Linked DNA regions of Homo sapiens: region 2 is linked to region 1. The links are chromatin loops, found by intact Hi-C in ENCODE. Cell type or tissue: spleen. All regions are shown on one strand. Links, peaks and the distances in the headings refer to the core of each region. The heading gives the core; the rest is flanking DNA.

The links. Peaks named below come from ENCODE experiments on the same cell type or tissue, not always from the same donor. Only the 100,000 strongest peaks of a DNase experiment are listed, where the experiment ranks them.
Region 2: it touches region 1 in a loop (2.3-fold over the local background); 52 of 110 quality-filtered maps call a loop at or near these places.

Annotation. Positions count from the first base shown.
Region 1 is chr4:2,850,220-2,855,586 of GRCh38, reverse strand. All of the region lies in intron 1 of ADD1 (adducin 1), which reads right to left. Among named protein-coding and RNA genes, the nearest start is that of ADD1, 9.1 kb to the right of the region's middle. RefSeq lists enhancers at 2,625-2,684, 2,815-2,864. In spleen, for the core only: no CTCF peak of the experiment used is centred there; a DNase peak (open chromatin) is centred at 2,776; H3K4me3 peaks cover 719 bases; H3K27ac peaks cover 4,860 bases.
Region 2 is chr4:2,920,078-2,925,444 of GRCh38, reverse strand. All of the region lies in intron 14 of ADD1 (adducin 1), which reads right to left. Among named protein-coding and RNA genes, the nearest start is that of SLC75A1, 12 kb to the left of the region's middle. RefSeq lists enhancers at 712-1,607, 1,608-2,503, 2,504-3,401. In spleen, for the core only: no CTCF peak of the experiment used is centred there; DNase peaks (open chromatin) are centred at 334, 1,484 and 2,564; H3K4me3 peaks cover 724 bases; H3K27ac peaks cover 2,812 bases.

The sequences.
Region 1 (5,367 bases), core at 87-5,086:
TAATTGGAATTAAAGAACTTTCATGCCTTTGCTGTATCTAGGAGGGCGACAGAATATTAGTTTTAGACTTCGTTAAATATGCATAGCAAAATTTCAAGGGTAATCACTAAAAGAATATTAAGAGTATGTCATTTCCAAACCAAAAGATGGAAGAATATAAAGAAAAACAAACAACTCCCAGTTGTTTAAAAAGGCAAGCATGGGGAGAAAAGACAAACAGAATACAAAACCTAAGATGATAAAGAAAGTACAAATTTATCTGAATCATAACATAAATGTACTAAATTATGCCAGTTAAAAGACAGAAATTACAGGTAACTTATAAGAGACACTCTTTTAGTAAGCTGAGTAACGGTCCCCAAGTTAACAGGTCTGAATAATGCCTGGAACCTGTAAATATTACTTTATATGGCAAAGACTACAGATATAATTAAGTATTTTGGGATTGTGAAATTATCCTGGATTACCTGGGTGGGCCCTGAATGTAATCACCAGTATCCTTATAAAATCGAGGTGGGGGAGATTTAACCACACAGAAGACAAGAAACCAATCTGACCTGGGTCACAAAGATTGGAGTGATGCAGCCACAGCCAAGGAATGTGGCAGCCATGAGAAGCTGGAAGAGGCGAGGAACAGATTCTCCCATACGACCTCCAGAGGAAGAATGCACAGCCCTAGTGACACCTTGATTTTGGTCCAGTGATATTGTTTTCAAACTTCTGGCCTCCAGAACTATGAGAGAATAATTTCTGCTGTTTTAAAGCACCACGTATGTGGTAACTTGTTACAGGAGCCACAAAAAACTAATATACCCATGAAACAGAACACAGACAGTCTGAAAATAAATGGACAAAAATACAAATACCAGGCAAACACCAAACAAAACAAAGCTGGAGTAATTATATTAATATCAGACAATGAAGACCAAGAAAATAAAAGCATTTATTCGGAATGGAAAAGGCCATAAACCTAAGTACAGCTCAACAGGAAGATGAAAAGTATAAGGTTATTCACACCTAATAAAATACTGTCAACATATATGAACCAAAAATTGCTAGAACTCACAGAGAAACTGACAAATCTACCATAATGAGATTACCATAATAATCTACCACATTGCTCAAGTCAGTAACAGTAAATAGGAAATATGAGCAATGCAAGCAAAAAGTTAGATCATTAGAGATATACAGAACCTTGCACCTCCCTTTCTCACACAAATTAAATACATATTCTTTCTTTCTTGCTTGCTTGCTTGCTTTCTTAAGATGGAGTCTCATTCTGTCGCCCAGACTGGAATGCAGTGGCATGATCTTGGCTCACTGCAGCCTACGCCTCCTAGGTTCAAGCAATGCTCCTGCCTCAGCCTCCTGAGTAGCTGGTATTACAGGCGTGTGCCACCACACTGGGCTAATTTTGTTGTATTTTTAGTACAGATGGGGTTTCACCATGTCGGCCAAGCTGGTCTCAAACTCCTGATCTCAGGTGATCCGCCCACCTCAGCCTCCTAAAGTGCTGGGATTACAGGCATGAGCCACTGCACCCAGCCCATATTCTTTAGAATACAAGGAATGTTTATAAACATTCATGTCATATCTGGCAATAAAGAAAATCACAACAAATTCCAGGGAATCAGCAGCACACAAGCCATTTCTCCGGGTGCAATGCAATTAAAACATAATAACGGCCAGACGCGGTCGCTCACGCCTTTAATCCCAGCACTTTTGGAGGCCGAGGCAGGTGGATCACCTGAGGTCAGGAGTTCAAGACCACCCTGGCCAATGTGGTGAAACCCTGTCTCTATTAAAAATACAAAAACCAGCCAGGCGTGGTGGCGGGCACCTGTAATCCCAGCTACTTGGGAGACTGAGGGAGGAGAATCGCTTGAACCTGGGAGGCGAAGGTTGCGGTGAGCCGTGATTGCACCATTGCACTCCAGCCTGGGTGACGAGAGCAAAACTCAGTCTGAAAGAAAAAAAAACAACATAATAACAGAAGAGTTTCTTCAAACCATATATTTAGAAATTTAAAGGTACATTTTAAAATAATTTATGGGCCAAAAAAGAAATCATAATGAAAATTTAAATATACATTACTAACAAAAATATTACAGTTGGAAACTATTGGCTTCACTAAAGAGATGCTTCTAGAGAGCTATATAGCCTTAAACACTTATACTAGAAAAAGACGCCGGTGGCTCACACCTGTAATCCCAGCACTTTGGGAGGCTGAGGTGGGCAGATCACCTGAGGTCAGATGTTTGAGACCAGCCTGGCCAACATGGTGAAACCCTTATCTCTACTAAAATTATAAAAATTAGCTGGGTGTGGTGGGCGCCTATAATCCCAGGTACTGGGGAGGCTGAGGTGGGAGAATTGCTTGAACCTGGGAGACAGAGGTTGCAGGGAGCCAAGATCGTGCCACTGCACTCCAGCCTGGGCAACACAGTGAGAACCTGTCTCAAAAAAAAAAAAAAAAAAAGTAAGTGACCAACTTCTAAAAAGTTACAGAAAGAACAGAGTAAAACCCAATCTAGCAACCTGTACATTCATTATGCTTTAAACACTATATGTAATTTGTATCCTTAAAACAACTCTGATGGTTAGATTACAGCTATTTCCACAGCTACAAATGTCCTGCTTATCTGAGTTTAAAAGCACCTTCAGGCCTGCCTGGGCAACATAGCAAGGCCTTGGCTCTACTAAAAAAAAAATTTTTTTAGTTAGCTGGGTGTGGTGGGGTGGGTCTGCAGGCCCAGCTGCTCAGGAAGCTGGGTGGGAGGACTGCTCGGGCCCACGAGGTCAAGGCTGCAGTGAGAGCCAAGATCGCACCGCTGCACTTCAGCCTGGGTGACAGAGCAAGACTCTGTCTCCAAAAAAAAAAAAAAAAAAAGATATTTCCTGCTTTACAAACAGTACAGAAAACACCTAGTACAGAAAATAGAAGACACTGAATGCTGCAGACACCCTAGGTCAGTGACATTGCTGGTGATTCTGTTGTCAAAGTATGTGTGCTTCAGTCCCTGGAGACGTTGCTCAGAAAAAAACTGAAATGGAGTATCTGCGAAACCCCATCTCTACAAAAACACACAAAAATCAGCCGGGTGTGGTGCTGTGCACCTGTAATCCCAGCTACTCAGTACGCTGGGGCACAAGAATCGCTTGAACCCGGGAGGCGGAGGTTGCAGTGAGCCAAGATCGCACCACTGTACTCCAGCCTGGGCGAAAGAGCGAGACTCTCTTTCAAAAAAAAAAAAAAAGAAAGAAAAGAAAAGAAAAAAAAGAAAAGAAAAGAAAAGAAAAGAAAAGAAGGAAGGAAGGAAGGAAGGAAAGAAAGAAAGAGAAAGAAAGAAAGAAAGGAAAGAAAGGAAAGAAAGGAAAGGAAAGAAAGGAAAGAAAGAAAGAAAGAAAGAAAGAAAGAAAGAAAGAAAGAAAGAAAGAAAGAAAGAAAAGAGGCCGGGTGCTGTGGCTCATGCCTGTAATCCCAGCACTTTGGGAGGCTGAGGCGGGCAGATCACCTGAGGTCAGGAGTTCGAGACCAGCCTCAACATGGGGAAACCCCGTCTCTACTAAAAATACAAAAATTAGCCGGGCGTAGTGATGCATGCCTGTAATCTCAGCTACTCGGGAGGCTGAAGTAGAATTGCTTGAACCTGGGAGGCGGAGGTTGCGGTGAGCCGAGATCGAGCCATTGCGCTCCAGCCTGGGCAACAAGAGCGAAACTCCATCTCAAAAAAAAAAAAGAATAAAAACTGAGTATCCGGATGGTGGGGGTCATCTATTTCCCCCCTAAAGACTGGTCAATTAACATCACATCCCTTCCTACTGAAGGAGACACTCAGACCAAAAGGGAGTTCATTCTATGAGACTAAAGACCATTCCTAACCTTCCTTCCTGCCTGAAGCCCTATGTGACAATAACTTGAATAACTTGATTAATGGTATCATCTGGCAACAAGGTTGGCCTTTTAAGAAAATCTTAGAAAGCATGGTTTAACCACAAAGTTCCTACTAAACTGCAAACACATGCAGCTGTATCAGACAAAAAAATACCTCTACATAGGCTTTATTTTGAGAGAGAGGGAGAGACAGACAAAAAAGAGCTACAAGGCTCTCTATTGCATCTTCTGTGTCTTTCCCTCTTAAGGCCTGCTCCTCCATCCTCTATGTTCTGGAAAAGAAGGAAAGAAAGCACACTGACAGAATCCTCACATACTGTAAGCATTGTAAGTTTGCTTACCACAGCCTCACACCTCCAGTTAGATATGACTGTTATTATTATTACTCCTATTTCTGCAGATGAGAAAAATTAGTTCAGAGAATTTCACCATTTTGATCCAGGGCCACACATCTTGAGTGGCAACATTTTTAAAAATTAGCCAGCTGTGGTGGTATGCACCAGTAGTCCTAGCTATTCCGGAGGCTGAGGTGGGGAGGATTACTTGAGCCCAGGAGTTCCAGGTTACAGTCAGCTATGATTATACCACTGTTCCCCAACCTGAACAATAGAGCAAGACTGTCTCTAAATGAAGTATACAGAGTTTTAGTGTATTCAGAGTTGTGTAACTAATCATCACAATCTAACGTTATAACATTTTCAACACCCAAAAAGAAACCCCATACACATTAGCAGTCATTCCTCATTCCCACTCCATTCTCCCCAGCTGGAGCCCCAGTCAACCCCAAATCTACCTTCTGCCTGTATAGATTTGCCTACTGGGGGTCAGGTACAGTGGCTCACACCTGTAATCCCAGCACTTTGGGAGGCCGAGGCGGGTGGGTCACTTGAGGTCAGGAGTTCAAGACCAGCCTGGGCAACGTGGTGAAACCCCATCTCTACTACAAATATAAAAATTAGCCGGGCGTGGCCAGGCGCGGTGGCTCACGCCTGTAATCCCAGCACTTTGGGAGGCCGAGGCGGGCGGATCATGAGGTCAGGAGATTGAGACCATCCTGGCTAACACGGTGAAACCCCATCTCTACTAAAAATACAAAAAATTAGCCGGGCATGGTGGCAGGCGCCTGTAGTCCCAGCTACTCAGGAGGCTGAGGCAGGAGAATGGCGTGAACCCGGGAGGCAGAGCTTGCAGTGAGCCAAGATCGTGCCACTGCACTCCAGCCTGGGCGACAGAGCAAGACACCGTCTCAGAAAAAAAAATCAGCCGGGCATGGTGGCACACACCTGTTCCCAGCTACTCAGGAGGCTGAGGCAGGAGAATCGCTTGAACTTGGGAGGTGGAGGTTGCAGTGAGCCAAGATCGCACCACTGCACTCCAGCCTGGGCAAGAGAGTGAGATTCAGTCTCACAAAAAACAAAAAACAAAAAGATTTGCCTATTGAAGACATTTCACATAAGTAAAATCATGAAGCA
Region 2 (5,367 bases), core at 116-5,115, 70 kb before region 1:
TCTACTTCTCATTTCGGGGAAAATATGGACCAGCACTATTCTAACTCCTTCCATCTCTGTCTTTATTTCAGAAGTTTAAGATTAATAGCTTAGGATCAGCAGGTCCGTATTTTGAACCAGCAGCTATCATCATCCTTCTGAGCTCCCAGGGCCTCTGCTCCCACCCTAACAGCTGGCTCGCCTCCCCAAGTACCACGTTGGCAGCTACCTTCCAGAAGCCAGGTGTCCATAAAAAGGCCGCCATACCACCTAGCTGAGTGAGCATACAGCCTCAACCGGGAAAAGGTGCTGACCTCTGGCAGCCAGCCTGCATTTTACCTGTGGCACATTCTCCCCTCAGCCCATGCCAAGGGCCAGATCAGACCTCCTGTGGGTTCTCCTGCTGACAGCTCTGTGATCACAGAGCACGGCCAGAGCCTGTCCCCATCCACTCAGCTGCCATCACAGCCCTGCTGAAGGAGCCTCACACATCGGGGGGAAACTCCACATATCTTGTTTGACTTGTTTTTAAAAACAATCCAGGTTACTCAGATCCCAGGAGACTCCAAAGGGCAGACACATGTCTGTGTACATGTGCACAGAAACTAGGAGGAGGCCACATGACCCACAGCTCAAGCTGACTACCTCCAGTTCTCGCTCTAAGGCAGGTAATTACAGCAATGGCTCAGACAAAGCTTCACTGGAGGGAGACAACCAGCAGCAGGGCCTGGTGTGTGTGGCGGCCTGAATAGTAAATAGCGGTGTGACACTGAAAAACAATTCAGCAACTCAAATTTCAGTCACAACTACGTAATGCAGTGGCTGGTCTAGAACGAGACAAAAACCGGTGAAGAGGTCCTCTTAGGAGGAGTGCCTAGCTCCCAGGATGACGACGGCCCAGGAGAGCAACAGTCAGTCCCACACAACAAGGTGGCTCCAGCAAGGCTGACCCCGGAGGACTGAGAAGCACACTGAGGTTTCAGTAAAAACCTGAGTTGGAGCTTACGGCCCTGAGGATGCTGGCGGGAGCCTCCTGGCAGGGGTCCCTGTGCCCCTGGTTCTTCTTGGTGCCAGCACCAAGGCTGCTCAGAGCCTAGTGGACAAGAGAGCTGGCAGCAGGGAGCTTGGGGGAAAAGCAGCTGATGCCCAAAAGCCCTCAAGGAATAGGCTTTGGAGACCTGCTTCTCTCATTAGTTCTCAACATTTCCTTTTCAAAGCCTGACATTTGAAACCACCTGCTCCGTGAGGGTCTCAAACTTGAGCCGCTTATTTGTATTCATTTTAAGACTGCCCCATCTTTGACAAAAACAAGACCGCCTTTGTCAGCGGGCTACCAAGAGAAGTACAGGCTGCACCAGCCATTCCTGATGGGACCTGGGCACATGCCAGGGCAGTCAGCATTTTCACCCTCCGGCCTGTGACCACACCTGCACAGGAAACCCTCAAGGTTTATGGAGAAAGAGAATTTCTGTCAGAAACCCCAAGCCCTACACACAAGCACAGTAAGGACGTTCAGAGCGTCCCCCTGCACAGAGGCCGGGGCTGACTGCTGTGACCAAAGACTCAGTGAGGAAGGCAGTGCGCTTCTGTCCAAATCAGGGCTCGGCCACGCACAACCTCGTTCTCGCGAGCCGCCCTGTCTGAGCTCCCTATTCCTCTGCTCCAGCCGGGGGAAAATGACCTATCTCTCAGGGTTACTTTGAGAATGAGATGAGATGTACGCACAATAGCACTGGGCATGTGCCCGGCACAATGACTGCTCAGCAATGCTGAGTGTTAATGAATCAAACTGAGTAAAGGAGGTCTCTCCCCGGTGAAGCTTCAACAGACAGAAATACTGTGTTCGTAAAGAGACAAATGTCAGGGTGACAGGCAACATGGCCGAATAGGAACAGCTCCGATCTGCAGCTCCCAGTGAGATCAACGCAGAAGGTGGATGATTTCTGCATTTCCAACTGAGGTACCTGGCTCATCTCCCTGGGACTGGTTAGACAGTGGGTGCAGCCCACGGAGGGCGAGCCAAAGCAGGGTGGGGTGTTGCCTCACCCAGGAAGTGCAAGGAGTCGGGGAACTCCCTCATCTAGCCAAGGGAAGCCATGAGGGACTGTGGCTTGAGAAACAGTGCATTCCAGCTCAAATACTACGCTTTTCCCACGGTCTTCGCAATCCACAGACCAGGAAATTCCCTTGGCTGCCCATGACACCAGGACCCTGGGTTTCAAGCACAAAACTGGGCAGCCGTTTCGGCAGACACTGAGCTAGCTGCAGGAGTTTTTTCTGATACCCCAGTGGCGCCTGGAATGCCAGCAAGACAGAACCCTTCACACCCCTGGAAAGGGGGCTGAAGCCAGGGAGCCAAGTGGTCTTGCTCAGCAGATCCCACCCCCATGGAGCCCAGCAAGCTAAGATCCACTGGCTTGAAATTCTTGCTGCCAGCACAGCAGTCTGAAGTCGACCTGGGATGCTGGAGCTTGGTGGGGGGAGGGGCATCCACCATTACTGAGGCTTGAGTAGGCCATTTTCCCCTCACAGTGTAAACAAAGCTGCCAGGAAGTTCACACTGGGCAGAGCCCACCGCAGCTATGCAAAGCCACTGTAGCCAGACTGCCTCTCTAGATTCCTCCTCCCTGGGCGGGGCATCTCTGAAAGAAAGGCAGCAGCCCCAGTCAGGGGCTTATAGATAAAAGTCCCATCTCCCTGGGACAGAGCACCTGGGGGAAGGGTTGGCTGTGGGCACAACTTCAGCAGACTGAAGTTACTACCTGCTGGCTCTGAAGAGAGCGGTGGATCTCCCAGCACAGCACTCAAGCTCTGCTGAGGGACAGACAGCCAACTCAAGTGGGTCCCTGACCCCTGTGCCTCCTGACTGGGAGACACCTCCCGGCAGGGGTCAACAGACACCTCATATAGGAGAGCTCCAGCTGGCATCTGGCAGGTGCCCCTCTGGGACGAAACTTCCAGAGGAAGGAACAGGCAGCGATCTTTGCTGTTCTGCAGCCTCTGCTGGTGATACCCAGGCAAACAGGGCCTGGAGTCGACCTCCAGCAAACTCCAACAGACCTGCAGCAGAGGAGCCTGTCTGTTAGAAGGAAAACTAACAAACAGAAAGGGATAGCATCAACATCAACAAAAAGGACATCCACATGAAAACGCCATCTGAAGGTCACCAACATCAAGGACCAAACGTAGATAAATCCACAAAGACGAGGAAAAACCAGTGCAAAAAGGCTGAAATTTCCAAAAACCAGAATGCCTCTTCTCCTCCAAAGGATCACAACTCCTCACCAGCAAGGGAACAAAACTGGACAGAGAATGAGTTTGATGAACTGACAGAAGTAGACTTCAGAAGGTGGGTAATAACAAACTCCTCTGAGCTAAAGGAGCATGTTCTAACCCAATGCAAGGAGGCTAAGAACCTTGAAAAAAGATTAGAGGAATTGCCAACTAGAATAACCAGTGTAGAGAAGAACATAAATGATCTGATGGAGCTGAAAAACACAGCATGAGAACTTCGTGAGGCATACACAAGCATCAATAGCCAAATCAATCAAGCAGAAGAAAGGATATATCAGAGATTGAAGATCAACTTAATGAAATAAAGTGTAAAGATTAAAAGAAAAAAGAATGAAAAGGAATGAACAAAGCCTCCAAGAAATATGGGACTATGTGAAAAGACCAAAGCTACATTTGATTGGTGTGCCTGAAAGTGACAGGCAGAATGAAACCAAGGTGGAAAACACTCTTCAGGATATTATCCAGGAGAACTTCCCCAACCTAGCAAGACAGGCCAACATTCAAATTCACGAAATACAGAAACACCACAGAGATACTCCTCAAGAAGAGCAACCCCAAGACACATAATCATCAGATTCACCAAGGTTGAAATGAAGGAAAAAATGTTAAGGGCAGCCAGAGAGAAAGGTTGGGTTACCCACAAAGGGAAGCCCATCAGACTAACAGCAGATCTCTCTGCAGAAACCCTACAAGCCAGAAGAGAGTGGGGGCCAATATTCAACATTCTTAAAGAAAAGAATTTTCGGCCGGGTGCAGTGGCTCACGCCTGTAATCCCAGCACTTTGGGAGGCTGAGGCGGGCAGATCATGAGGACAAGAGATCGAGACCATCCTGGCTAACATGGTGAAACCCCATCTCTACTAAAAATACAAAAAAATTAGCTGGGCATGCTGGCGTGCACCTGTAGTCCCAGCTGCTGGGGAGGCTGAGGCAGGAGAATGGTGTGAACCCTGGAGGCGGAGCTTGCAGTGAGCCGAGATCACGCCACTGCACTCCAGCCTGGGTGACAGAGCAAGACTCCGTCTCAAAAAAAAAAGAATTTTCAGCCCAGAATTTCATATCCAGCCAAACTAAGCTTCGTAAGTGAAGGAGAAATAAACTCCTTTACAGACAAGCAAATGCTGAGAGATTTTCTCACCACCAGGCCTGCCTTACAATAGCACCTGAAGCAAGCACTAAATATGGAGAGCAAAAACCAGTTCCACCCACTGCAAAAACATACCAAATTGTAAAGACCATCGACACTATGAAGAAACTGCATCAGTTAACAGGCAAAATAACCAGCCAGCATCATAATGACAGGATCAAATTCACACATAGCAATATTAACCTTAAATGTAAATGGGCAAAATGCCCCAATTAAAAGACACAGACTGGCAAACTGGATAAAGAGTCAAGACCTGTCACTGTGCTGTATTCAGGAGACCTGTCTCACATGCGAAGATATGCACTGGCTCAAAATAAAGGGATAGAAGAATATTTACCAAGCAAAAGAAAAGCAAAAAAAAAAAAAAGCAGGAGTTGCAATCCTAGTCTCTAATAAAACAGACTTTAAGCCAACAAAAATTTAAAAAGACAAAGCAGGGCATTACATAATGGTAAAGGGATCAATGCAACAACAAGAACTAACTATCTTAAATATACAAGCACCCAATACAGGAGCACCCAGATTCATAAAGCAAGTTCTTAGAGACCTACAAACAGACTCAGACTCCCACACAATAATAGTGAGAAATTTTAACATCCCACTTTCAATATTAGATCAACGAGACAGAAAATTAACAAAGATATTCAGGACTTGAACTCAGCTCTGGACCATGCGGACCTAACAGACATCTACAGAACTCTCCACCCCAAATCAACAGAATATACATTCTTCTCAGCACCACATCGCACTTATTCTAAAATTGACCACCTAATTGGAAGTAAAACACTCCTCAGCAAGAGAATGGAAATCATAACAAACAGTCTCTCAGACCACAGTGCAATTAAATTAGAACTCAGGATTAAGAAACTCACTCAAAACTGCGTAACTACATGGAAACTGAATAGCCTACTCCTAAATGACTACTGGGTAAATAACAAAATTCACGC